7 separate regions of the Mus musculus genome follow, and regions 2, 3, 4, 5, 6 and 7 are each linked to region 1. A link is a loop called in an ENCODE intact Hi-C map of the cell type or tissue named here. Cell type or tissue: left cerebral cortex. All regions are shown on one strand.

Region 1 (4,000 bases):
AGCTGGGGTTTTCCCTGGCCCTTTCTGGCTGCCCAGTGAGAAGCCAGCTTGAAAGATCTCTTTGTTCTGGTCTCTCCTGATGACCTTTGTGAGCCAAGCTGCCCACTTTTAACAGTATCCAAACAGAGCCTCAAACAAACCCTGGCCCAGAAACGGGCTGCATGAGGAGAAGCCAGGAAGCCGGTTATTGCAACTAAGGTCAGGTCCAACTGGCCAAGAGGCGGGTGGTGGGGGTGTTAGCAGCTCAGCTAGCATAGGACTCCAGGAGGAAGGTGGGACGTAGTAGGACAGCAGTCCCCCTACCCCCACAGCCAGCAGTGCAGCACATTTTCCAAAGCCCTTGACAGTTTTCAGCCTTCAAAATTTCTCATAAGGCTTCATTACCCCAGTTCAAGCAGAACTCCTGATACCCATAATGCTCTGAAGAAATGACTAGTGTGAGCTTGTGATAGTGGCTCACACCTCTAATCCCAGCACTCGGGAGGTAGGGACAAGCAGATCCGTGAGTTCAAGGCCAGCCTGGTCTACAGAGTGAATTCCAGGACAGCCAGGGCTACAGAAATCCTCTCTCTCTCTCTCTCTCTCTCTCTCTCTCTCTCTCTCTTTCTCTCTCTCTCTCTCAAAAAAGAAATTACTATTGTGGGAGAGGCTGCAGCTCCATGGTAGAGCACTTGCCAAGTGTGTAGGGGACCTGCAATTCCTCCTGACACCAGCAAATATACGTAACTAAATAAAATACTCGCACCCCAACCCCTTCTAATAGAAAACTTAAGCCTGGACAATGCCTGTCTTTCTGGGCATCACGTGCCCAAGGCCAATGGCCGACAGACACCCAGCACTTTCAGCTCTGAGTCCCTGGAGAAAGACAACGGCGGTCTTCTCACAAACTCTCACACTTCCCTCTACTGGCCATCTGTGCTCCAGGGCTCCTGGCACTCCGTTTGTTCGCTATGCCATTTACAAAGTGCCTTCTGCACGCTCAGTACCTGGTCAGCTGCACTGTTTGTCATTGGCAGTCATCATGAAGCAAACGAGAGAGGCTGAGGGACTGACTGACTATCGGACTGACTGACTATCGCACCCACGGCCACAGATAAGTAGTCTGCCTCCTGCTGTTCACCTCATTTCCTGGGAACTCGTCAAAAACAAGTGTTTTGCACACAGTAGGTGCTTAATGGTGAGAGTATGATTTGAAATAAAATGATATATTAGTAAGAATTGGTCGTCGAGAGGATACTACATACAACTCTAGTTAGACGTCTCCATTTGAGGGCTGGCACGTCCATGAGGGATCTCTGGTCAAGTACCCAGAATAGTGAGGCCACTGGAGGACAAGGTCGGGTGACGTTCAACCATTATCCAGATGCTCATTTTCACCACAGACCCAAATCACCGGCCTCAAAACCAAAACTTCCACCTTGACAGTCAAGCCGAGCATGAAAGACAGAGGATGTCAGGCAGCACTTCACGCCGTTGGGGAAGTGGGCACAAACAACAGATACAGGCCGTGCCCTCAGAGAGGTCCTCCTGTCCCCCACCCCCACCCCCAAAGCAGACACAGAAAACTGGGAGACAACACAAGCTTTGCTAGTGAGCCTTCCAGGTTGAACCCAGTGAGAACAACTTGTACCCCTCCCCCAGGCCTGCAGACACAAACACGCACGTGGCCGCTAAAAGCAAGACCACCGCTGATAACCTAAAGTGCACTTCGCCTTCAGAGTTTACTCCCGGCAGACAAGTTAGGGCAACTTGGGAGAATGGGGTTGATTTATTGATTGACTGATTCATTGATTACAGGGCTAAAGGAGCCACCTAGGCAGGGGCAGCAGCGAGGCGACCCCCTTGGAAAGCACCTGTTCTCTTGTTTGGGGTGCAGTGTGAAATACCTGTTGCCTTAGGGATTAAAGCAATGCATGATAAAATACACAGACCACCTGGCTCAAACGCACCTCGACCTAAGCAGAAAATGGGTTCTGCCAGCTCTAGGCAGAAAGAAGGGGAACAACCCAGAGAAGAAACCGTCCCCGTGCCTGTGATGGGTTTTGGGGCAGAGTTGTTCCTGTTCCTGTTTTTGGCAGGTGCCTGAGGGAGGGCTCTCAGGCCTGCTGTGGTCAGAGACAGGGCTGCCAGCTTCCCCAGCTCAGGTCGTGAGCCTTACCCTCCTCCCAGTCCTCTGCCTAACCCCTGGAGCTGCTCCCTGCAGGCCCAGGTTTCTTCCTGGGGCTCCTCTACAGGCAGGACTCTAGGTCCAGTTGGCTACCAAAGCCCTCCTCCAGCATTCAGTAGGTGCCCCCTCCCGGAGGCTCAGGTACCAAAGAACCGCCTGGGGCCGGACTCCAATTGGAATCCATGACTGCCCTCTCGTGGCTCCGAGGGGAAGTGAAGCTGCAGGCTCTCTGGCCCCCATCCTGTTCATGGGATGTTTTTTTCTGCTCAGGCTTTCTAGTTGAGCTCCGTTAGGAAGCACTATTACCATAACACAAAAGACAGGACCATCTGGAGGGAATCAGCTGCTAAATCAACAGGGCAAGGCCCCTGGAAAAAGTGAATGTCACTCAGACATATGAGTAATCGGGCACCAGACTTGGCCAGCATGAAAGGGGCGGAGGTTTCTGGAAGATCAGAATATGAGAGAAGCTGTGGGGATCAAGTGAATGCCACCTCTTGTGCACAGGGACAAGACCCGACTAAGCAGGGGGCAGCAAAGGCAGGGGGGTAGGTGAGTGCTCTGTGAGACCAATAGGCGCCCCTCCTTGGTTTAGCTCCACCCCATTCTCAGCAGAGGCTCCACCCCTGGACTCAGACTCCACCCCCAGGACTCAGGCTCCACCCCCAAGACTCCTACAGGAACCTTCTTCTACACAGCAGCACCTCCCAGCTCCAACCCTACACCCCTCAGCCACCTCTGGAGTCCACCCCATCCCAGGCAGCAGCCCACTCCCTGACTCTCTGGCCCCGCCTGAACCTGTTCACAGGTCCAGCCACAGAGCAAGGGTACACAGGGGGTCCTGGGGCTCTTAGGGAGTGAGCTGCTGGGTGATGTCAGGGCTGGTGTGGAAAGTTCCCACACCGAGGGGCTTTCTCTTGCTCTCCCAGAGACTCCGAGAACTCAGATGTTCAGGGCCATAACCAATGCAGCTACCCCTCTACCCTAGAATGTCTTCCCTTTAGGCTAAGACGATGGGTCTCCCCTGGAGGCTGCCTGCTTCCCACCTCAGCATCCACCCGTGCCCGTGGATGTATTTTTGGTTGTTGTCATTCTTGGCGGGGTGCTTCTGGCATCTAGTGGGTTAAAGGCCAGAGATGTTGACGAAACCTACCACGGCCAAGACAGTCTCCCAAACCAAAATAGTTTTAAAAGAAACTTTGGGCTAAGGAGACTAAACACATTTGTTTAAGAACAATATTAGAGCCTGTGATTCCCCAAGGAGTATACAGCTTTGGCCAAAGGACAATAATATATAATTACTCAGGTCGCTAACGCAGACCAGTTGTGGGCAGCTATATGTAATCACAGGATTATATAGTGAGCAAAACGTTAGGTGGAGGGAGGGCTTGGATGGACTCAGGTCCACGCCAGCTTCCAAGGCTCTGCATGCTTTCTAATGGCCTCGACTTCAGACCGATTCCTTTCTTCCTCTTCTCCTTAGTAAGACGAGGAATGTATATGTTCCTCCTTCCCAGAAGCGCACAGAAGGCAACACCCTCTCTGCCTGTCACACAGAGTTAACAGCTGCTGCTAGTGTGAGAAACGATTGTAGCCCAGGTGGGTCCAGAGCGCCGCAGCTTCCACTCCAAGGAAGTCTGTGCTGGTCTGCCAGCACAAGAAGCCAGGGCTGATCTGCAGGGGGCCACAGGGAACTGACAGAGGCAGAGTGACTGCCATGAGTCCTGGTGACAGAGGCAGAGTGACTGCCACGAGTCCCCGGGACACGAGTCCCCGGGACTTCTACTCACTTCCAGGCTGTTTACTTGACAAGAAATGACGATTCATTTCCAT
Region 2 (4,000 bases), 220 kb before region 1:
CTCAAGTGGCAAATTGTATCGCATCAGAAGGTCTGCTTAGGGATTCTTCTGTTTGTAGCGTGTTTCTGGATCCCTCACTAATTGATGGGTTACAGACAGTCGCTGACAGGTGCTCATTTGATATTTGCATAAGATTTATGATTTTTCGCTGTTAATAAGTGGTTAGGAGCTAAAGTATCTGCTGCTGAAGCTGAAAGAACAGATCAAAGGGAGGAGGGAGGGAAGCGAGCAGGGGCGGGGGCGGCATGGGGGTGGGGTGGAAGAAGCGGAGATAAGAAAAGACTGGAAAGCCAAGAGGGTAGGATGGGAAGGGGGCGAAGGAGCAGAAAGCATGAAGAAAAGCTGGAGAGGGAGGCGCAAGGAAGTGGGAGGGCTATCCTCTGACCTGCTTCCTTCGAGCTTCCTCGGCTCGAAGGAAGTCTTTATTTTGACTCTGCTTCGAAAAGCCCTCCCTGTCCCTCAATCCGAGAAGGCAGAAATTATTTTCTGCCTCTGCCGTTTCCCAGGTCACCAGTTATATTAAGCCAAAGTCCCTTGGTGGCTGCTGTCTATAATTTTCCACTCCACACCCTTTTGAGTCAGATTGCAAAATAAGGCCATTTTGAAACTTGGTTTTCCTCCTGGTCAAGGCAATGGAGATGTGTGACACAGGACTTTTTCTGACCCTCTGCAGCTCAGGCAGGGGTTTGAGCAACTGGAAGGGTAGGAGGAGGCAGTAGGATGCCGGGACCCCAGTTGGATCACCCAGAGGTGCTCTACTATTTCCAGCCTTTGGGGGGTGGGGGGTGGACAGGGACGACTGGACTGGGGGATGAGACAACACGCCAGAAGTTCATACTATGCCCTCTCAGGGGTTAGAAGCAGACTGTTGGCCCTGACTTCTCAGGCCTCGTGGAGCACTGAGGAATCAGCTATCATTGCTCTAACAAGTCTCTCAGAATCGAAACGTGCTCTCTGCCGTCCTTGTCTCCGATCTGGACTGGGGTGCAGCCGGCCTCCAGGCCACTCCCTGTTCTCCCCGTTGGAGTGCCTTTCTCTCTCCCCACCCATCTCTTTGACTCACGCTTCCTTTTTTATTTATTTCCAGAGTGGCTTTTATCCTCCCTTGAGCACTCACGTGGACTTTATCACAACACTCGCCACTCTGGCTCGCTCCCTGGATCTGCTGCCTAGGGCCAGAGCCCAGGCTGATTTCCGTCGTAGTTAAGGGATAGCAGGGTAGAAACAATGTGACTAGAGAGAAGTGAATGGGGGACGCAGCAGGGAGGCCTTGTGAGTGGCCAGCAGCTCGGCTTTTCTTGTAAGGGAAATAGGGAGCCATTGAAAGGGAGAGACTGGCGAGGTTTAAAGCCCTCGTGATCTTAAGTGGCGTCCTGGATACCTTTCAGAGAGCAAACCGTCCAGGGCTCAGATTTCGGGGTACTCACGAAGATCTTCGGGTATGTGGGGCCAAATTCACGGGGACCGTGGGGGATACTGGGAGTTTCTCCTTGACTGGACAGGAAATGGGATGCTCTTTCTGTTTGTGCCCTTCTCCTCCCTAGATATCAGCCTCACACGGATAGGGCTTTCTGCCCCTGGACACAATGATGGGCTTAAGACTCTTGCAGATACAGAAAAAAAAATTTACCAAAAATGAGCAGAGAATCCTGACCTACCAAAGCGAGGCACTGACATTGCCTGTAACAGAGGTAATGAAGAATAAGGCAGACTTCTTGGAGGATGGTGGCTCCACTACCTAGAGATGAAGGAAGGGCGGAGAATACAGCCTTTCCTTAGCCCTCCGAGGGCACAACAGTTGGCTCCGAGTCCTCTTCAGGCGTGTCCTGACATACACACGAGGACTAATTTAAAAGCCTCACTGAGAAAAATGAATGACTTCAGTCCTTGACACTTTCCAAGTTCTTTCCCCTAGCTCGCCCGGGAAATGCACCCCATTAATAACCAATAAACGTTAAGAACGTCACCTCCCCACCCCTCTGGAATTCCAAAGGGAGAAATTTCTGGCCTGGGGACGTCCCCGGTTGTCCCCATCAGGTAGGGAACTTCCGGAAACGCCTCCACTCCCCGAACAATGGAAGGCTCCCTCCCTCCCCAACCTATCCCGGGAGCCGAGGTAGGTGGTGGGGGAGGGGGTGCTGAAGCCGGGAGGGTGGGGCGGCGATGCGTGGAGTGCGTCCGGTGGCCGGCAGGGGGCGCAGGGGAGCTGCTGAATCCGGGGAGGGCTCCAGGCCCTCGGCCGTCGCCTGCCCAGCTCCCCACTGCAGCCCAAGGTGTATTTGCCGGAAGGTCACCCTAGTCCCTTCTCTCTGGCCAACCCTTTCCTTCTAGGTGTGGCTGAGAGAGAGGTAGGTCAGGGTGAGAGCCAGGGGACGATTGTCAGGACCGTGAGGATCCGCTAGTTTGTGGCAGGAGAGATGCCAGAGCAAGCCTCCTTCGCCCCCTGCCCTACCACTAATGGCCACAAAGTCCTGGGACTAAGCACTAGGCTAGGGACCCCTGGAGTAGGACTCGGGCCCTATTTACTTTTTCAGACCCTGGCGAGCGATAGGAACCAGTCAGTCCTATTTGAGTTAAATGAAAGGACTTTTTGCTTAGGAGCGTCGCCTCTCATCCTCCTGTCTCCCTCCATCTCCACTCCCCCACATCCCCCTCACCCCTGCCCCAAGGCCAGGCCTTACCACAGGCTTGTTCACTGCTCAAAGGGCCTCACTAGGTGCTTGGCCTAAGCCCCTTACATAGCCTTGAGGCTGTTCCCATCCTATTGAAGGGTGGCAGAGCACACCACCACCACCACCACCACCGGGGCACACGCCATTTAAGCGTAAGGATTATTTTGAGTAAACGATCAGATGCAAGGAGGACGGTCCCTCCCCTATTTGCCTAAAAGCTGGATGGAAATGTACATGGGTGTCTCTGTTCTCTGCTTTACCAGGAAAGTGGTATCATGGAAGACACTTGAGACCCTCGTCCACCCGGAGGTGGCACCAGAGGAATCTACGCAGCAAGCGTAGATTGAGGAGCCCTTGTCTCCTGTTTTTAATCTGATTTTCCTTTCACAGTCTCTGCCTCTAAAGAGTCTAGTTCTTGTGTCTTCGGCCTTTCCCCTGTCCTAAAATTGCACTGCTCTTTGTAGAAGTCATTCCTCCCCCTACCTCCCATGTGCCACACTTTTAATAAACTATTTTTCTCCTCTTAATCTTTGTTTAGAGATTCTGGCCAAGAACTGTCCCTCCCTCACCCTATCTTAAGATACTCGGCACATTGCCTGTGGTGTACATTAAATCTACTTGAGAAAACATTGTTTGATCTGTTCTTCCCCGGAGCTTCCTGTCCCCTCTTCCCTATCAGGCTTCCGACGGCCAGGCCAGACAGCAGCTTCGAGTCCCATTGGGCTCCTCCAGGAAGCCTCTTTGACTTTGAGTCTTCCCAGCTCTGACCGGAAGCGCACGCTCCCTCGGACCTGTTCTTGTACAGGTGTCCTTGCATTTGTATCCTCACGACTCTGAGGAAATCAGTGTCCCCTCTTAGGGTTCTTGGTCTCAGTAACAAAAGGATTAAAGAATGGATTCAAGTAGAAGGTTGAGGTTAATTTTTATTAGAGTTGAAAAGAAAAACATCCCAAGGCAGGCAAGCTGTAAACGCCAGCAGCTGCATAGAGGAAGCGGTGAGGTGGAGAGAGTTCCACCGGAGCTGGTGTGGAGGGGTCGGGGACGGGGGCGGGGGTGGGGGGGTAGGTAAGGGGGGGGAGACAGGGCATTACAAAAAGAGCAGGGACAGTTGCCCACAGTTGTCACAAAAAGCTCTCCTAGGTTCTGGCTAGCATCAAAAGAGGGGTTTGTGGGGAGGAAAAAAAGGAAAAGTTGCACTTTCTGGCTTAGGCCTCAGAAGGGTAGGCGGACCCAGCGGAGCTTTATGGTTCTGCACTAGGAGAGGGAATTGTGGGAAGGAAAAGTAACGGTGTCTCATTGAAGGAAAAGAGTGTTTTGCCTGTGTTTTT
Region 3 (4,000 bases), 630 kb before region 1:
AGTCACCCAAGTGACTTTATAAGTGACTGGCCTCTGTAGTTCTGAAGAGCGAGCCGGCAGGTAAGTCTCCTCAGGCCTGCGGGGGGAGATAAGACATGTTTCTTTACCTCTCTTTGTGATTTGTCTCCTCAGCGGCCTCCCAAGGCAGACTCAGGTGGGCCGTGCTTGTAGCTGTTGGGGTTCAAAATGAAGTATCCTAAGATATAGCACCTGTGGGCATTTCTGAGTACAATCACCTATCTCTTAACAGTAGGAATGTATCCTGAGAATGTACTGTCAGGCTGTCTGATCTGAGTGCATCTCATATCCCAGGTGTCCTGCCCCATGCCTAAAGAGAAAGGCTGTCATATATGGACGCAGAATAACAGGCATGCCAGATCCCTCAGTCTACAGCGGAGCATGGAGGGACATACTTGTATAGTCCCAGCACTGGGGGTAGGGTGGGGTGGGGTTGGGCAGAGGATCGGTCAAGACCATCCTCAGCAAAGGTTTTGTTTTGTTTTGTTTTGTTTTGTTTGTTGTTGTTTTTAAACAGATCTTGCCTGAGTTTATTTGTAAAAGCAGCATAGGACACTGGTCATTTGCAAATAGTGTGTGGGTAGGTGTGTCACAGCAGTCCATCTGTCTTCACACTGGCAGAAGCCTTTTCTCTGGGGCCTTCACAGGGGCCTGGGCACCTTTGGGGGCCTGGGCTGGAGCTGAAGCCTGGGTCTTAGCTGGAGCGTTGGCCTGTGCCTTGGTTTGAACCTTGGGCTTTGGTTGGCAGCGCTTACGACCCTTGGCCATGTAGCTTCGAATCTGCTTCCCAAGCTTGGGGTGAGCGATGAAAGCCCTGGCGATGGCTGAGTTTGCGGCTGGGGCCCTTTGGCATCTTGGGCTTGATGGCCTGAGGCTTCACGAGGGCCTTGTTGGCCTCTGCGCGCGCACTCACTGCCTTTGCATTGTTGGCCTGCATCTTCTCCAGGCCTTTCTGTTGTGCTTCTTGGCAATGCGCATGTTCCTCAGGAACTTGGGGTCAACCCCCTCAAGAGATTCGTATCTTTGCGACCGGGGTTTCTTGATGTCATTTCTGTGCCAGTTGCGGGACTGGTTGTGTGTGCCGTGGTTCTTAGACTTGGCCACGTCTGCACGGTAACCCGCGGCTCCCGCAGCGCCTGAGACCGGAAGACCTCAGCAAAGTTTTAAGTTGGAGGTTTCCATGGTTACACAGAGACACATAGCCTCAAGAAACAAGCAGGCAGTTCCAAACCAAACCAACCTGACCAACCAACTCACCCACTCTTTCCCAGGCTTTCAGTGTTGTTGTTGTTTGTTTTTCATACTGTTTAGAACATTCACTTTTTTAAAAATTAGATTCTTCCTTCCTTCCTGTTTGTTTGTTTGTTTCTAGACAGGGTTTCTCTGTGTAGCCCTGGCTGTCCTGGAACTCACTCTGTAGACCAGGCTGTCCTCAAACTCAGAAATCCGCCTGCCTCTGCCTCCCGAGTGCTGGGATTAAAGGCGTGCGCCACCACTGCCCAGTTTATTTACATTTCACATATCATCCCCTTTCTTGGTTTCCCCCTCCAAAAACTCCCTATCCCTTACCCCCTGCTCACCAACCCACCCACTCCCGCTTCCTGGCCCTGGCATTCCCCTACACTGGGGCATCGAGCCTTCACAGGACCAAGGACCAGGCTTGCATCCTTACTGCTCCTGAATTACCTAAGGCTAGTGATATGAGTTTACGATGTTTGCCTCTTGTTGTCTAGCCGAGACTTTGGAAAAGCACCATGTGGCTCGAAACCCGCCTCATTTACTGGCTTCCTTCCTCACAACCACTCTTGGTCTGCAAGAGCCCTAGCCAGGTTAAGCAGGCTGCAGCTGCAAGGCTCCGTGCAGCCACCAGGGGTCAGCCTTCGCCAGGCCGTGAACCCAGAGACTCGGTTCGTCTAAAGCTCCACTTGGCTCTTTCAGTTTGGGCTCCTGGGACCCCATCCTACTGAAATAGCCAGCACCCCTATATTTTCCTGGTCCCAGAGAGAAATGTGAGATCAAACTCGGGGTATAGAAGTAAGGCTGTCAAATAAACCTCAGGGACACAGTTACATCTGAATTCTCTATCTCCCCTCACTTCTGTTATACACACATGCATACAAAATAAAATAAAAAATACATATTTGTTTAGGTTGTTTGTTTTTGTTTTGTTTTTAAGACAGGTTCTCACTATGTAGCCTTGGCTGACGTAGAGCCCATTCTATAGGCCAGGCTGACTTTAAAGTCACAGAGGTCTGTCTGCCTCTGCCTCCCAAGGGCTGGGGTTAAAGGTGTATACAATCATACCTAGCTACAATAAACTAAAAACAAATAGCAATGTTTATAACCTACAATTTCAAACTTCTGGCCTCCAAACCCTCAAGTTGCGGCCTTCAGTCTGAGTAAATCTCATCAAGTCCTCACTGAGATAACCATCATAGGTCATGCTTTTCTCTCTGGCCTCCAGCTGCTCATGAGGCCTAGGCAGGTCTGACGGGCCTCGTCAGTGGGAACAAGCTGAATGCTGTGTTCAGTATTGCCTTGTGTCGGTTTTGAAACAGCCCCCGAGAAGCCGCTTTTGTCCTGACTTCTCGTGTGAGCCCACAGGTGACTGAAGGCAGGACGCCATCTCTGCGTGTGTCTCCATCCCCTTTACTTTCGCAGAGGACACTGAAGTTGCTCCGAAACCTGCAGTCATCCTGGCTCCCAGGAGAAGTAGAAGCTCAGTGCGCAGACCCCTCCTCCAGAGGACGCGGGGGTAGCCATCACCCGAGAACTGACCTGTCCCCTCAGATAAGACCTTCTGACCACTTTTGCAGAACTCAGACTGAAAGGGTGGCAGGCAGGGCCACACCTCGATCAAGACTCCTGACCTTGGTAGATCCATTTTTTGTGAGTTTGAAGCCAGACTGATCTAGATAGCAGATTCTAGGCCAGCCAGGTCTGCGCACTGCTGCACCTTGACCCTTGCCAGAATCCATCCTCTGTTTAAACCTAAATGATTTGCTGGTAGGGGCATTTACCATCAGCCAGATGACCCACATGGTGGAAGGAGGTGATTCCTCCAAGTTGTCCTCTGACATCCCTTCATACACATTCACTCTTTGTGTGTATGTTGTATATGGATGTGTGGGTCACTGTTCTTTTTCTTGGGCTGTTTCTTTGTCTCCTAATGTGGCCACATTGAAAAAAAGTCTCGCATGGTGGTACACTCTTGATCCTACCACTTGAGAGGTAGAGGCAGGTTGATATTTTGTAACTTTGAAGACAGCTTGATCTAGATAGTGAATTCTAGGCCAACCAGAGCTACATAGTAACACTCTGCAGAGAGAGAGAGAGAGAGAGAGAGAGAGAGAGAGAGAGAGAGAAACGAAAGGAAAACAAAGACGATAAACCTCTTTTGTCTGTTTTCTCTACCATGTTCCTTTAATTGATATGATGGATGGAGGATCCATCCTAGCCTTCTGGGGCTGCCAGAGCCCAAGCTCCTGAAGCTCCAATCGCAAACTGTAAAAAATGTACTCATCAGTAAGTTTTCGCTAGATTTACAGAACCTAATATATATCTAATGGTCTTCAATAAGACCAGAAAATGGGCTGAGCGTGTTGGAGTGTTGTTCTTTAATTAGAAGTAGAATAATGTTTAACTCGAAGGGAAATAAATGATGTGTTTGTTTAAGGAACTAGAGTGGCTTGGGCAACAAAGGTCAGCTGTCCTCTCAGGATATTCTTGTGGAAAAGAAAAGATGTATACTGTGGAGGGTGTAGACTCCACACAGCAACTCTCCTTTCTGTCTGCTTCCAGGTTCCCCCTTTCTCTCCCAATAAAAGCTCTCTCTGTCTCTGGGTCCCCCAACATAGTTTTGTAAGTGATAGCACTGTGTGGTAGTTTGAATAAGAATAACCCTTGTAGGTTCATGTGTTGATCAATTCAGTCGGTAACACTTAGTCACCAGGGAGGGTTACTATTTGAAAGGATTAGAAGG
Region 4 (4,000 bases), 250 kb before region 1:
TGGTTTCTATCGCTGTAATGAAACACCATGACCAAAAGCAACCTGAGGAGGGAAGGAGAGCTAAATGGTCTACCATCCAAGGAAGTTACAGAGAGCACTTGGGGCAGAAGCTGATGCAGAGCCCATGGAGGAGTCCTGCCTACTGGCTTGCTCTTCATGGCTTGCTCAGCCTGCTTTCTTATAGCACCTAGGACCATCAGTCCAGAGGTGACCTCACCCACAGTGGGCCCTCCCATATCAACCATCAATCAAGAAAATCACAACAGGTGTGTTCACAGGTCTATCCTATAGAGGCATTTTCTCGGTTTAGAGTCTTCTTTCCAAATGACCCTAGTTTGTGTCAAGTTGATATAAAAACCTAGCAAGTGCACACGCGCGCGCACACACACACACCACATAAACACACATGCAGGCAGACAGAGACACACACACATACAAATACACATGCAGATATATATACACACACAGTGAATAAAATGTAATTTACAACTTTTATGGAGATGGAAGGGTGGATCCGTGGTTTAGAGCCCTGGATACTTTACCAGAGGGTCTAGAGGTTCCACCCCCAGCTCCGACATGGTAACTTTAGTAACAGGGATCCAACATCCTCTTCTGGACTTGAGGGCACCAGGGATGTATGTACACGGACATATGTGTAAGTAAAACACTCACACCCAGAAGATGAAAAGGTAATAATAAAATAAACTCTTAAACAACAACAACAAAAAGAGCCCTGGTTGTTCTTCCAGAGGACCCAGATTAGATCCCCCGCACTCACGAGGCAGTTCACAACCATGTCTGATTCCAGTTCCAGAGGAGCCAATGCCCTTGTTTGGTTTCTGTGGACACACACACATAACACACATAACACACACACACACACACACACACACACGTAAATAAATCATAAATAAAAGGGTGGTATGGTGGTAGGCACACCTTTGCTCACAGTGCTAAGGAGGCAGAAGCAGGAGATCTCTGAATTTGAGGGTAGCCTGGTCTACAGAGCGAGTTCTAGGAAGGACAATCAGAGCTACACAGAGAAACCCTTTCTTGAAAAACAAACAAACAAAAATAAAAATTGTGTGAGAAAAAACTTTTCTTACCAAATCAGTTAGCTCACATATTATTCATCATTTTATTGGGCCCCATAAACAGAACCAAGCATTCCCTTACAGACTGTAACTAGGGCACTCAGCTCTCAAAGGTAGTAATTGTTATGTCCTTTATTACTGGCATATCTTAACAAATGCCCGGCCTGGCATCTGTTCCAATATCACAGGCTATCTTTGTGTTGTGTGAAAATAAAAACAGTCACAGACAGAGGGAGTTGGGAAACTGAAGTATCACTCCCAGCCCTGCTTGACTGACCAGTTCTCCCTTGGGCAAGACATGCCTCTCACCAGGCCTCCTTTCCCTTGTTTGTAAACACTCTCTGAGCCTCCCAAACAGCCTGGAGTGGAGTCACCTAGGGTGCTGGCTAAACATGCAGACCCCAGAGCCCTCTGGGGGCAGGGCTGGGTGACAGCCAGAATCCAGAGCCCTCTGGGGACAGGGCTGGGGTGATGGCTAGAATCCAGGTTTGTTTAGTTTGGTCTAGTCTTTGCAGACAGAGTCTATCTCAGGATGGTTTAGAACTCACTATCTTCCTGCCTCAGCCCACCCCTTCCCCCCACCTCCCGCCAAGGGCTGGAACTTTGACCAAGGCTGAGGTGGAGTCTATAGGGTCTTTTTTCACTTTGGTACTGCAGACTCACTTGATCTGAGTCTGCATGCTTGCCTAGTCAAGTACTCTGACAAACATTTTATAGTTATTCACTGAAAGAGTCTCTCCACATAGTTGTCCAGGTGAGCCTTTATCTTACCACCTCCCTCCCTGGCATCCTCAGTAGCTAGGATGACAGGCGTGTGCCACCGGGGCAGGCTGAAGTCAGTATCCTTCATCCAAGCAGTTCAGAGGATTCTTTTTCTCACCACATTTGGAAACCATGAACACCAGACGGTTGCTAAGGGCTCAGATTATGCTATGATCAGTAATTTATAAAAATAGTCTTCTGGAAAAAGAAAAAAAAAACCATGAAGCTGAAAAATGATCCTGACACAAAACGTCTCCCATTTCCTGGGCATAGTTTGTGAAGACCCTCGGCTTTTGTTCCTAACACAGGATCGACACACTTAACAGTGCCCTTGTGCAATGGAAACCTAGCTTAGGTGTTCCTTCCTCTGGTGGCCTTTGGCTGGAATTTTGCCAGGGCCCAGCCTCCTCTCCCCACCCCCCACCCCCCACCTGCCCACAGAGGTAGAAATTCTTTGGGACCTCAACAAATATTTCCCCAGACTCCTGCATGACTCAATCCTCAGTTCCTTAACTGGGTGTTCACTGCAGTGTCAATTTGCTTATCTGAGATGCTTTTCGTAGGATGAAGGCTTGCGTCTGCTACCCTCCTCTAGACTTGGTTTTTCTCCTTAGCACTGTCTAATCTACTGACTATTTCATCCGTCTGTGTTACTTCTCATGTGTCTGGTCCCTGCTACATCCTCAGTGCCTATACTAGAACATAGTAGATGCTCAATAAATATCTGTAGCTTCAAGGAATGAGATATTTGCTGGATGAGTCAAAGAGTAAATACGTGATTCCTAGGAAAGGGCTCAACCTTTGACCCATGGGAACAGACACTCCAGCCCCAAGTCAGGGCCCAGCCTACCATTAGACATCCACCTTACCTCTGGCTCACACATACGGTAACGGTTGTACACTGTACTGAGAAGTCACTCCTGTGGCCCTGAACTAATTGGATCTTTTGGACACAGTTGCCCCTCCCCCTTCTTTCTCTTTCCTGCCATCAGGATCCTTTGAGAACTCAAGCTAAGTGGTGGTGGTGGTGGTGGTGGCAGAGGCGTTGGTGGCAGTGCATGCCTTTAGTTACAGCACTCAGGAGGCAGAGACAGGCAGATCTCTGTGAGCTCGAGGCTAGCCTGGTCTACAAGTGAGTCAGTCCAGAAAAATCAGGGCTCTGTTACATAGAGAAATCCTGTCTTGCCACCCTCCCGAGAGAGAGAGAGAGAGAGAGAGAGAGAGAGGAGTGTAGAGCAGGTTAAAGTATTTACTTTCTGTGGAGTTCTAGTTCTGATCCCTAACACTGAATAATCAATAAATTAAGTAGTAAAGAGGAGATTGTGGGACGCCTGACTTGCCAGCAAGTGAGACGCCACAACAGGATCCTTCTACAACACGTTTATTGGGAGAGCATGGACGGCGTAGGCGAAAGACCCCGAGCCCCAGAAATGGCGCTGCTTATATAGGCCTAGGAGTGACGTGTCCATACCTGATTGGTTATGCTACCAGTACCTCATTAATATGCGTCGGGCCAGGCAGTGACTAGGCAAAAAACTCTTATGCACGTGCGCACATTGGTTGTTTACCCATAATCATGGGTGGTGGCCAGTGGTAGCCAGCGCCATCTTGTAATGGCGTTTGTGGCTTCCCACAGGAGATCACCCTGGGATCCACTCATACCCAAAGGCACGAGACATGACAAACAGACCATGACAGAGATGAAACTAGGCCAGAACACTAGCTTCTTGGCTGCTTCGTCATCGTTGGTCTAGGCTTACCAGGAAACAGTCACAGGTGCTCATTGCAGGAAGGATTGTTGCCACGTCAAAGGACTACCATCGTGAGCAGTGCTGTGGGGAACTGTGAGCGAGGCTCCAGGAGAAAAGGCAGAGGGCACTTTGTTCCCTGAATTGTTCTCAGACATGATTTTGTGCCTCCTGCAACAAACATTGGCATTCAAATTTCAATTTATTCTTGATGGATGTCAGATCATACGGTAGAACCCAGCCTGGTCAGCGAACCCTGAATCTGATACGGCCTTCTGCCTTGCTTCCATGCTTTCCCAGATAGAATCTATAGTACGTCCAGGCAACTGTGCTTCCGTGGGTCTGTCCTGACGAAGTTCTGGGATAGGGCTGCTCTGTCAGTATTCAGTATGTGCT
Region 5 (4,000 bases), 350 kb before region 1:
AAGAGGCCAGCCTGATCCACAGAGTGAGTTTTAGGCCAGCCAGGGCTACATAGTCAGACCCTGTCTCAAAAACACACGGGAAAAAAGTAACTGACAAGGGGTTGAGATGTAGTCCGCTGGTAGACTGCTCACCTAAATAGTGAATAATTCGTGAAACTCTGTTTTCAATATCCAGAACTCCCAAGAGACGGTATGCTAAGCTTTAGGCAAATGATTTTGGTGTCAATGTGGAATTTGAGCAAGAGGGAGAATAATACATTGATTGCAAAGTGATCAGTGAAGACAGATTAAAGGAACATGAATTCCTGATGAAGAATGGAGCTAGTGACTAAAAATAATGTAAGTCATAGACTATTTGGGGCTTGATTCTGACCCGTCCAGCAGGTCCAGTTATTCAAGGGTCTCGAGGGGACCTCCTCCTAAGAACCAAATGGGGGGTAGAGAGAGACGAGGGTCTTGTACGAGTAACGACACGGAAACCGTTCTGAAGTTGTATCAAGACCCCCAAAATGTATTAGCCAGGCCCAAGGTTTAAATACACAAGCAAAAGGGGAAGTGCCTTTCAGCAGGAAGGATGGGGCAGTAGAATTGCACAAGGAAACGGGGAAGTACAGATACTTATCAGCGGGAGGGATGGGGCAATACAAGCAAAAGGAGAAATATTTATCAGTGGGAGGGGGGCAATAGAATTGCACATTCTTAGGCAGTTACACCGGGAAGCAGGAACTTGGCGGTATCAGGGTATCTTGAGGTCAGGACATCCGGCGCTGACTTAGGGCTGGAACAATCTGTGGTTGTTCTCAGAGCGGTGTGTCGGTGGCCCGCTTTTGACCCTCTTTTCTTCTTGGGGGGAGAGGCCCAATTCAGAGATCAGGACAATAGCGTTGCCTTAATGGCTCCCAACAGATTCTTGGTGAGGCAACCAATACATCTTTGATTTTGTTTTGCTGGGTTTTAGTGTTGGAGGTGAGGTCTCACCAGGTAGCCCTGGAGTTCAAAGGGGCTGTAACTTCACAGGGACCTTCTGGTGCCTACATCCTAAATGCTGAAGGTCTTTGCCACCAAGCCGTTGAGGTAAAATGGGGCAGAGGCTATAGCTCAGTGGTAGAGCACCTGCCTAACACACACACACACACACAAACACACACACACACACACACACACAAACACATACACACACACACACACGCGCGCACACACACACACATACATACACACACACACACACACACACACACACAGGCCTGTACGCATGCGTAGACTGAGTCTAATCCCAAAACTGAAGACAGGAAATGGATTTGTGGAGGAAGGCATGAGATCACTAAAGGCTACTTATGTGAAACAATTGGGAACTCAGTATGAAGAGGAGACATGGAGATTGTTCACCTGCTATCTACTCATCTAGATAACTAAGGCAAGATGGACAGGACCCTCCTGCAAGAGAAACGAAACAAAGAACAGATTCTGGAAACGGTAGCACTTCAGGATTGATACAGTGACAAATGACCAGGAGACACCAAAGATAATGTACAGAAAGCATCCTAGGTGGGGACTGAAGCAACATCACCACAACAGGCTTTGGAGAGCATGTACTGAGCGTGCATAGGCACACACCTTAGCAGGGGTAGCTTCCGAACAGAACTCAGTGTGTTCAATGTACCAATTCCAAATGTGCACGTAGATATGAAGCAGTACCAGCAGAGGGTGCTAGAGAGGCCCAGCAAGGGAAAGTTGTTCCCTGGTTCTGATAGATGTTTGGGGCTATTGCACCCTCCAGCTGATGTAGCATGGGTGGCTTTTCTAGCACTCACAGCCTCAGGATTCCTCCAGTTCATGGGGCCACCAACACCCCTGCTGCTGCAATCCTATAGGATGCTTTTGTTTTGTTTTGTTTTGTTTTGTTTGAGAAAGGATTTCTGGGGAAAAGTAGCTCTCTGGCTGGTGTGGGACTCAGTATGGAGACAAACTCCCTGAGATCTATAACCGCCAGCGGCCACGGGTTACTGGGTTCCTGAAAGGAAAGCTGGGGTTGGATGGGAAAGACGGCGAGAGAAATAACGAGCCAAGACAAAGTTCTCTGATCAAGGCTCAGTGTTTAATTCTAAGGTCGGATTTGAAAGGGGGAAAACCCATCCCCCACTTTGCCAGGATCTAGTCAGGAAGACAAGCTGAGCTGCTCAGCAGGTAGTGGCAGGATGCTGCAGAGGTGACAGGACAATAGACTTCACCTAGATCAGAAGACTCCACCCTATGTGAGCTGGCCAACTGGCAGACAAGGTCTGAGCCAGCCTGCTCAAGGATGGGGGAACAGCACAGTTCCTCCTTTTTTATTTATTAAAAATTAGCTGGACTGGGGCATAAAATTTGCTTATTATTGGTTTTTATTTAATATATTATTATTATTATTATTATTTTCCAACTGGGAATTATGGTGGGTGGTGGTCTGTGCCTAGGTTCAATCTTACCTGTCCTGGAGGCCATGTATAGCTTGGTTGTGTTTATTTGCACAAACACGACCTTCTAGTGTTTATTTTGAACAAACACGGCCTCTTGGCACATGCCTCTGTCTCAGGTTGATAAAAGAGTCATAGAATCATCAGTTGCCCGTCTTTGACTGCCAGCCCTCATAGCACACCATTTTCCCATTCACACCAAAGCCGCAATATGCACTCAATGCATCTCTTCATAGATGAATAACTTCCATGACTGAGCCTTGCTGAAGGTGAACCTGTATGAAGGTAACTGATCTGCTTGAAATACAAAGTCAAAGGTTGCTTTTAAGCAACAGGATGAAGGCTGTCTTCAGGACTTCCCAAGCACTCAATTCAGTTGTAAATTAGGAACAATCAGACACAAGGCCTGGCCTCCTGGAGTAGGGGAAGTGGTTTTGAGAATCAACAGAAAAAACTGTAGCCTCCCCCAGCCTTGAAGCTGGCTGATTCAGACCACATTAGCACTGAGAATGAGACCACCTGGTGTGGAACCTTCCAACTTAGATGGCTCTATTGTTCTGTCACCTGCCCCTGCTCTTCTCCAAGACACTGCTACCTGCTGAGAGGCCCTTGAGATATTCCAGAGAAAGCATCTAGCAGATCACCTACAGGCTGGCAACAGGCACCAAGAATGGGTTGGTGGGGGATGGGCCTCCCCTCTTTATAAGCACGGACTCTTAGTAAATTTTGGGGGCCTTGAACAGAAACATGTCTTGGCCTCCATTATTTCTCTTGCCGTTTCCTTCCATACAGCTCTGGCTTCTCACTCAGGAACCCAGTTAAGTGTGGCCGCAGGCAGCTACAAAAATCTGTTACTTCTCAGGTATAGTGGAGACTATGATTCAAATTAACTCAGCTGGCTGATAAAGATTTTTAGTCATCTTCATAATTGGAATCATACTTACTAGAAGGACTCAGGAACTGTGTCCACTTGACAAACCAATCTTTCAGGCAGCCATCTGGCTCCATCTTCTTTTTGTGAAAAAACACAAACAGAACCTCTCCCCGGTATTGAAACAGGATCTGGACCATTCCGCGCTTTAGTTAGGCGGTTCCACCATTTAACCATGGCATATGAGCTGGAAGTGACTGGATGCCAGTGGTGATCCACTGCAGCCTGACCTTAAGCATCAGTTTGCAAAAAAAAAAAAAAATTAAAAAAATAAGACAAAGGCAAGATGTGCTTTTGATGACCTTGAAGCTATAAGACCCCAACTCAATGTGTTTCTTAAAAAACAAAGCCCAGCATGGAGTTCTTTGTTCTTTTGCCTTCATCCTGAGAGAATGATGACCACTGGGTGACCCACCCAAGCGCCTGAATCATTGTGTAAAGGACCAAGAATGTTTGCCAAAGATAGCCTGCAACCTTTCCATGAGAGATGAGCTGTAATTCACCATCCCCATTCTTATGATGTTTACTCAGCTTCCCCATTCTTTGTGGTCTTATCCTCCCCTCACTTTGCAGTTTATTCTTTAAAAACCCTGAACTGCAACTGCTGGGGGTTGAT
Region 6 (4,000 bases), 100 kb before region 1:
AAAATTGTATGACGTTCTCAGTTTTCCATACCAGTGGCTTTTGGTTTGTGTTTTCGGTATTTTGAGACATAAAAGTGGGATATCTCTCTCCCGACCTGGCCTGCTTTCCCCCAAGTTGCAGTTAGCCACTGGCCCACGGTTCCCCTCCTGACTCCTTAGAGAATTTGACTTTCTTCCTGCCATCCCCACAGCGATTTCGGCGCTCTAGCGATGATTTGCCAACAGCCTGGCTTCTTGGCTTCTTCACTGCTCCTCTATCTCAGCCACTCCTTAGATTTTTTTTTTTCAAGACTCATAATTTCAACCCTCCATGGTCTTAGGTAAGTGACTCCTCTTCCCCCGCCCCGCTCTAGTGACCCTCCCCCATCCCACCGGAACCCTCGGACCCTCCCACCGTAATGCAGTTTACATTGCCCCTGCTTCATAGTTAGTCATGGTGCCCGTTCCCCATGGTCATCGACATCTCTTGCTTGTTTTGGCAAAGCCACACCTTGGTTAAACCTCACTGCCTTTCTGGTAGCTGTGATCATGGTGGAGGGGGACGATCTCATTTTAAGTCCCTCACCGCCAGGGAGCACACAGTGGGCCTAGTGCTTCACCACTAGTGAGCACACAGCAGGCCTCACAGTTGGTTTGCGCCCTCACCCTCCAGCCTGTCCTGTCTCCTCCACCCTTCTCTCTCTGACGCCACTTTCCAGTCCTCAGTCTTGGTCGTCTCCTCGGCCTTTTCAGGCACCTTGGAGTGCCGGGACACACATACTCCTCCCCATCCACCCTGCCCCACTGCACGGTGAGCTCAGCCCGTCTCCAGGTGGCAGACACCCAGAGTGGAGATTCCCAGAGTCCATGTCTCCTGCCTCGATGTCTCCCTTGAGTCCCGCTGCCACTCTGGTCCCTTGCACTGAACGGTGAATGTTAAGCCTCTAAATCTCAGACAAATCCTGACATGTTAGGTAGGTCAAGTCTTGGGACTGGAGAGCCATTTTGCACGTTGTCACTGGCCTCTACACAGGAGATGTCCCTGGTAACCTTCCCACCAGGTTTTAATAACGAAAACTGTCACTAAACATTGCCAAATATCCCCAGTGAGGGAGGAGGTGCGTGGCCTCCAACCACTTTTTCTCACAGCTAACAGGCATGTTGGGAGTGGAACTGCTTGCTCCATCTCTTCCTTAGGGAACTCATTATGGGTCTGTAGAAGCGGCACTGCTGGCCCTGTCCACGCCCGTGTTGCTCTGTATTTCGCAGTTCCACCACATCGCTTTTCCGATTCTCAGGGCCCTTTGACGGAGCCCTTCGATATGTCAGCATGTGGATTCGTGGCACTTGCGTGTGATCATCAGTGACTGTTATACGTTGCTCCTCGCTCTTCAAGTGTATTTTTGTGAATTCCCCAAGGCCCGGGTTGAGTGTCTCACTTCCAGAGAAGGTTTTCTTTCTCCTTCTCAGCTTCAGGGGAGCTGCTGGGCTCGCACTGCTGGGAATGCACCTTTCTCTGTGCAGTGGCTCGCTCCTGTAAAGCAGACCCACGGAATCTATGCAAATAACCAGCCCATGGTTACCTTCCCTCCCCCCAGCAGGGGCTTTCCCCTTTCTGATCCTGCTTGATATGAAGGCAACCCTCTGCAGTCCCTTGCCAGTGGGGGAGGTGGGAGGGCTGACTCTCAGGAGCTATCTTTTTGGGGGTCTCAAATACCTATGGGTGGGGACCTCTAGGCCACCGTATCCCCTCATTGGCTGGCCCAGGCTTTGGCCTCTGCATACTTCTAGGGCTCTGAAGTTCCCTCAGACTCAGGTGTACTCCCATGCCTGGTTTGGTCTGTTCCCAGCAAACATTACCAGGCTAAATCCGGCCCTTTAATCTCCCTGGTTCTCATTGTCTCAAGTAGGAGTCTTATCCTTGCTGCCTTGTTACTTATGTCTGCACATGTTTAAATGCTCAAATTTGTTTTAGCATTTGCCCTCCCTTCTTAGCTGCCTGTACTCAGAGGATTCATTTGAGTAACCTAACCTGTCACTAGCAGGAACCAGGGCTTTCCAGAACCTTCTCCATATAGTTTGAGCTCTCTATACATCGTTTTTCAAAGTTGTAGATGTATCTGATGAGCAGACATATCCTTCACATTCAACCGATTCCTGCTGCTTGTCTGTCCGTCTGTCCCATGGCAGGACAGTTTTGTGCTGTGGCACTCCCTGCAGAGGAGGAATGTCACCATTGTAAATGGTCCCTATCACTTCAAACAGAAATGGGGGACTTGCATAAATATAAATGTGATAGCGGGAATTCAGAACAGCCACCTCCAGTAAGTTATCTGGGTCACAATTTCCAGACAATGACAAGACAGAAGTTAGTGGACTGAGCCCTGAGCACTGTCTGTCACCCAAAAGAAGGCAGACCCACTGCTGTAAAGATGCATAGCTTCCAGAAAACGTTGGCTACTCTGTCTTGTACACCTGCCTTCAAGGGTGAGAATGAGCCTTGCTCTCTTACCATGCAATCGAAACACACATTCTGTCCTGGGCAGGGGACAGGAGTGAGAAGCTCGTGACAAGATACACCACTGACAGAAAGACAAAGTGACACTCGACTGCGACTCATCACAAAGGACAATAAGACAATTTCACCTGATAACCAAAAACTGTGTGTGCGAAGGAGACAAGAACAAGACGGTATTGCCATTTCTGATGTGAAGAGCAGGTGGCAAGGGGGTTTGTAAGGCAACTCGGCAACCTAGACATATCTGAACTATATGGAGCTTTAACTATGGTAATGCCAAGTTAGGTTGTTTAGGGAGCGAGCTCACATTAGTAGCATCTGCAGCCTCATCTCACATGGTAGTGTTGTTTGCATTTCTTTAATTAGAGGATTGATATAAATACTAGATCCTCCTGCATCCATGAGACAGCATACGTGAAGCACCCCATTCAAAACAATGAGGCGTTGATGTCAGAGTACCTTAGGTTATTATTAAATGAAGGAAGTTAATGTAAATGAATTTTACAGCCTAATCCACTTGCACGAGTGACGATGAATGTGCACTTCTGTGCGGTCTGATCGCCTCTCTTTCCCTTAGTATAGTCATTAATGGTGGCTCACGGTTGGGGAGTAGGCCTAGAGGGGGGCAAAGAGAGTCATCCTTCATCTTCCTGAAGTGCTTGAGTTTTTTTCAGTGTGTGAGTTGTGAGTTGTGTTCTTTCTCAATAATAATAATTTTAAAAAATCGACCCGGGCAGTGGTGGTGCACGTCTTTAATCCCAGCACTCGGGAGGCAGAGGCAGCCTGATTTCTGAGTTCGAGGCCAGCCTGATCTACAGAGTGAGTTCCAGGACAGCCAGGGCCACACAGAGAAACCCTGTCTCGAAAAAACAAAACAAAACAAAACAAAAAAATCCAGCTAATGCTTGTTTGTATCCTCAGCGTGCTTACTCTCCAGCTTAGAGCCTCTCTCGTGTACTTCCTAGCTTGGGACTATGTCCGTGAAAATCACAGTTAAACAAATGAAGTTGAAAACAGCCTGGAGCTTCTGCCTGGATTCGAGTTTGTGTTGCTCGTTAGCTTGGAAATGGGAAAGGAAATGAATTTGGTGATGTTGCCCAGGGGGCATCCCTGCTGGAACACGGAGGTACCTGGTTAGAAGGGGAGGGTGCGGTCATCCCAGGAGCTCAAGACTTGGCAGCCTAGATTGGATTCTTGCATTCCAGGGCTGAAAAGATAGCTGACTCTTGAAAGTTGTCCTCTGACCCCTTCACATGTGCCGAGGTGTGTGCACGAGTTACTCCTGCACACACACACACAGACACACACACTCACACACCTAAACACATGCACTCACACACACATACACACATGCATGCACATACACACACGCACTACCTAGATCTCTCTCACATACATTCACACATACACACACACACCTAAACACATGCACTCACACACACATACACACATGCCATACACACATGCATGCACATACACACACACACACACACACACACACAC
Region 7 (4,000 bases), 260 kb before region 1:
GGGTGGGGACTCTGTAAAGCGGTTGGTGGCAATTGTGCCGGGGTGAAAGACTGTGGCAAAGAATCTCAGATCAAAGATGTTATAGAAAGGAACTTCAGATACAAGAAATGAACAAATAATTTGACTCATTTTTCTCAAAAAAAGGAAGAAAAGAAATAAAGAGAAAGATAGAGAGAGAGAAGAAACCTTAACACAACTGAAGAAGTCAAAATTGCCTACAGAAGCAGTGTTTTCCTAAAGTTTCATCTCAAACAAGAACGCTAAAAACAATACACGATGCTTATTTAAAATTACATTTACTAATTGCATGTGTACATGTGTGTGCATATGTGCGTGAAGTAGTACACGTGTGAAGTCAGAGGGCACCTGGCAGGACTTGGTTGGTCCCCCTCTGTTCCCCATGTGGGTTATGGTGTCTAACGCTGGTCCTCAGGCGACAAGAGCCTTTACTGGCCGAGCTCTTGTCTTCATCCTTGCCCTGTGGTTTTTATGTACTACTCCAGTTTGCTCAAAGATAGTTTGTGGTGTCCTATCCTTGTGGGCCCTCTGCTGCCCCCACTTTTGGGAACCATAGAGACCAGGGCCTCCGGAAGCACCAAGGACTGTGGCTTATCTAGTCCTGGGTGGGGCTAGCACCTGTAACCTCAACTTCAGGCCCTTCCTGCAGACTGCAATATATCCTTAGGTGATTTTGTTAATATCCTTTTCTCCCTTCTTATTTCTTTTGTTTTATGCTTGGTTGTTGTTTTTGTTTTGTTTGTTTGTTTGTTTGTTTGTTTTTCTGAGACAGGGTTTCTCTCTGTAGCCCTGGCTGTCCTGGAACTCACTCTGTAGACCAGGCTGGCCTCTGCCTCCCAAGTGCTGGGATTAAAGGCGTGCGCCACCACAGCCTGGCTTTGGTTGTTGTTTTAAGACAGGGCTTTTCTGTGTGGCCCTGGCTGTCTGGGAAATCACTCTGTAGACCAGGATGGCCCTCAGACTCAGAGATCCACTTGCCTCTGCCTCCTGAGTGCTAGCATTAAAGGCTAATGCCCTCCCTCCTCCGCCCCCAGGTAGATAGTTGGTGGGCTTTTTTTTTGTTGTTGTTGTTGCTCTCTTCTCTGGTTATTGTGTTCCAACTGAGACCTGATGGTTCCCACCAACGTTTCTTAGCAGTGCTTGTCCTATACCTCTCTTCTGTGTTTGCTTTAGAATGCCTGGTTCTTGTCATTTCATGTTCAACCTCTCAGAGGTTCTTGTTAGTGGCACATGGGGCAGGGGGCACTGCAGGACATGGCCAAGTCTAGAAAGTTGTTCCCAGACTAGTTAAGATTGTGATTTCACCACAAGTTTTGGCACACATCTCTAATTCCAGCATTTTGGAAGCGGGGGCAGGAGGATTGAGTGTTTAAAGCCAGATGGACCGACCTGTATTGTGAGACCTATCTCAAAAATTTAAAAATAAATAAATAAATAAATAAATAAGTGGTGTTCTTTCTTTAGCTCAAGGTTCAAAACTCACAGGGATTGAAGGGTTTTTTGTTTTTGTTTTTGTTTTAGTATCAGGGACAAAACAGCCTCCTGAGCAGGCTCGGAGTTTCCCTGTCCTTGTGGAATGAAGGGTGGGGCAGAAACATTTTGCTACCTGCCATCCCACATTCATCCACTGAGCGGCAGTATTGCTCCACAGGGGACAACCAGATGATGCCATGCCGGTGATGCAATCAGGCTCACAGGATGACTCTTGCCTAGCATTTACTGAACGGCAAGAATGTGCCGGCTTATATAAACAGTAGGCAACGATCATACAAGAGAGGGGCGGTGAGGCATTTCTTTCGTTGTTTCTGGTTCTATGAGACACTGTCTCGCTATGAAACATATTCCAATGGTGAAATAAAAGCACACGAGAGCGATTAGATGATGTTTCCAGTGACTCATGACCAGTGAGTGAACGGCCGAGCTAAATTCAGACTTAGATCTGCTCTCCCGACCTCAATGTCATGACTGAACTCATCCTAGCAGCAGCTTGCCAGCGCTGTGCCCACGCCGCTAGTGCCTCTCACTCGCCTGGCCCAATTTACCATCTTTCAATAATCTAAATTAAAACTGGGGGCCACTGGCTTGGATCTAAAATTGTAAAATGGGTTATTGAACTGCCAGCCTGGAGCCCAGAGACCTCTCTTCTGTATGAGCAAGGACAGAGGTATGCCCTTCCGGACGACGCTCTCTGGTTTTCATTATGTCACGGCTTGCACAGCTGCTGGAGGGCTGTCTGGAGCATCTGCTCCAATGCCTTTCGCTACAGGAGCCATTTCGCCACAGGCCACAGCCGTTCAATGGCTCCTGTAGCTTCCAGGGGGGAAAGTTGCACTCCTAAGCTCCCTCCCCCAACCGGCTTTGTCGCTTCTCTGCTTCCCCATTGGCTGGCAAGCACCTGGGCCACAGCTCTTCAGCACTTCTTGGACCTGCAGCCCATCCCAGAGATGGAGGATGCTGCTGTCCCACACCGGCTGTTAGCGAGATGGAGCCACCAACGTACAGCTGGCACACAGCAAGGGACTCGTAGTGTTCCTTGTCTTCCCTTCCCTCATGCTTGTACGACCTACAAAGGGCAGTCCACGTGGCAGCATGTTCTACACAGTGCTGTTATCCTTGGGCAAATACTTCCAGGCACAGCAAACAGGGACATTATTACGTCACTCAAGCTGATGCAGAAGAAGCCGTTTCCTAGACTTTATTCCTCTCACATCCCTGAAAAGTGGATAAATACCCTGTAAACTCTGGATGCTCGCCACTGGCCACAGAGTTATGATCATCTGGTTGTCTCCACAGGTTGACGCTAACGTTGGGCCTGCAGTAGCATCTTTAGAACGCTAGCTGGTCGATCATGATTGGCATAGACAGGGAAGCGGGGAGTACGGGCCGGTCATTCCAGGGTCCTATGATTTGACTCGGCATTGTCCAGAGCACGAGGAAGCACAGCAGAAACAGGGCCCAAGACTCCCTTTTCTCGGATGTGGAACCTGCTGTTTCAAACTGCAGGACTCAGACAAGGCAAGGCCCCAGCGCAATGGACAGCAGCTGATTTTGCGGGCTGAGGACTGGTTGGGTTGACCATGCTCAGACAAGAAAATCTATACAACACTGCTGCGGCTCTGAACCCCAAGCGCGGTTGTCCTACCCTTTCTTCCCAGCTCCCTGATTCACCCTTTCTCTGAAACCCCAGGAGAGTAAATAGCGATTAGGCAGAAACTATGTGGTGCTTTCCCATTCCAGATACTCCAGACTAGAGCGGCCGGGAGCTTGGAGCTCAGCCTGTTCCAGGGAAGTCGGGCAAGCATGAACTCTGCCCGTGGCTGGGACTCTCCTGACTCCAACGCCCTCTCAGTCACACCAGGGGTTCCAGATTTTCCCTATCTGCTGCCACACCCAACCTACCTGCTTGGGATTTGCATACTAGGTAAATTTTCTGCTCACTAAACATTTGCCTATTCTAGACTCACGACTGGGGCACTTCGGTCATCAGAGGGTTTGACAGCAGTCTCTGTTCTTGAGGACTTAAAGTTATCAGATGTCCTTTAAACCCCGTGGGCATGTCACATGCATCTGATTCTCACCTTTACCTTGTTCAGGGGCATTATTTTCTGAGTGTGTGTCATTCACAGTGAGCGGTCTTGGGCACCATGTCTCTTGTTCCACAGGGAACCTGATTGTGACTATTCACACCAGAGATAGACTTCCGAGGTCACTCTGCAAGGTCTAATAAGGTGAGACCTCTGGGTCTTCTGTCAACACCTTGAGATCCCAGCCTTGGGTCATGCTAGGTAATAGCCCTAGAAGGTTACATGTAAATGTGTTCCTGCTGCAGCTAGCAAGGATGATGTAAATGCGCCCCCCCCCCCAGAAAGCATGTGAGCAAGTGGGTGTGGCCAGGCACCCCATGGAGAGAGCTCCTGGGTGGAAAACAGCTACCACCACATTGGGACTTTGGGGCCCTGGGAAGAGAGCTTCCTGTTCCCAA

Evidence for each region. Peaks named below come from ENCODE experiments on the same cell type or tissue, not always from the same donor. Only the 100,000 strongest peaks of a DNase experiment are listed, where the experiment ranks them.
Region 2: a loop joins it to region 1, with 2.7 times the contacts of the local background. A loop is called at or near these places in 13 of 42 quality-filtered maps.
Region 3: it touches region 1 in a loop (4-fold over the local background); 2 of 42 quality-filtered maps call a loop at or near these places.
Region 4: a loop joins it to region 1, with 5 times the contacts of the local background. A loop is called at or near these places in 41 of 42 quality-filtered maps.
Region 5: a loop joins it to region 1, with 6 times the contacts of the local background. A loop is called at or near these places in 16 of 42 quality-filtered maps.
Region 6: it touches region 1 in a loop (2.4-fold over the local background); 4 of 42 quality-filtered maps call a loop at or near these places.
Region 7: it touches region 1 in a loop (8-fold over the local background); 41 of 42 quality-filtered maps call a loop at or near these places.

The regions. Positions count from the first base shown.
Region 1 is chr17:87,313,519-87,317,518 of GRCm38, reverse strand. The region is part of intron 5 of Ttc7 (tetratricopeptide repeat domain 7); the gene reads right to left. Among named protein-coding and RNA genes, the nearest start is that of Gm52284, 8.5 kb to the right of the region's middle. In left cerebral cortex, CTCF peaks have their summits at 907 (motif pointing left) and 2,369 (motif pointing left); DNase peaks (open chromatin) are centred at 919, 2,074, 2,354, 2,754 and 1 more place; H3K27ac peaks cover 1,113 bases.
Region 2 is chr17:87,528,798-87,532,797 of GRCm38, reverse strand. Gm30984 (a long non-coding RNA gene) reads left to right here and starts at 1,702. Exons shown (of 2, transcript XR_877095.1): 1 at 1,702-2,116. In left cerebral cortex, a CTCF peak has its summit at 2,191 (motif pointing right); DNase peaks (open chromatin) are centred at 12, 422, 1,124 and 2,149; H3K4me3 peaks cover 1,793 bases; H3K27ac peaks cover 2,879 bases.
Region 3 is chr17:87,947,049-87,951,048 of GRCm38, reverse strand. No RefSeq gene overlaps it. Among named protein-coding and RNA genes, the nearest start is that of Msh6, 26 kb to the left of the region's middle. In left cerebral cortex, a CTCF peak has its summit at 1,876 (motif pointing right); a DNase peak (open chromatin) is centred at 1,881.
Region 4 is chr17:87,561,536-87,565,535 of GRCm38, reverse strand. All of the region lies in intron 1 of Gm46587 (a long non-coding RNA gene), which reads left to right. Among named protein-coding and RNA genes, the nearest start is that of Gm46587, 7.2 kb to the left of the region's middle. In left cerebral cortex, no CTCF peak of the experiment used is centred here; a DNase peak (open chromatin) is centred at 1,958; H3K27ac peaks cover 523 bases.
Region 5 is chr17:87,663,321-87,667,320 of GRCm38, reverse strand. No RefSeq gene overlaps it. Among named protein-coding and RNA genes, the nearest start is that of Msh2, 7.2 kb to the left of the region's middle. In left cerebral cortex, a CTCF peak has its summit at 1,701 (motif pointing right); a DNase peak (open chromatin) is centred at 1,698.
Region 6 is chr17:87,415,801-87,419,800 of GRCm38, reverse strand. All of the region lies in intron 3 of Stpg4 (sperm tail PG rich repeat containing 4), which reads left to right. Among named protein-coding and RNA genes, the nearest start is that of Stpg4, 9.9 kb to the left of the region's middle. In left cerebral cortex, no CTCF peak of the experiment used is centred here; no DNase peak of the experiment used is centred here.
Region 7 is chr17:87,569,462-87,573,461 of GRCm38, reverse strand. Gm46587 (a long non-coding RNA gene) reads left to right here and starts at 2,705. Exons shown (of 2, transcript XR_001782168.1): 1 at 2,705-3,439. In left cerebral cortex, a CTCF peak has its summit at 1,645; a DNase peak (open chromatin) is centred at 1,678; H3K27ac peaks cover 1,009 bases.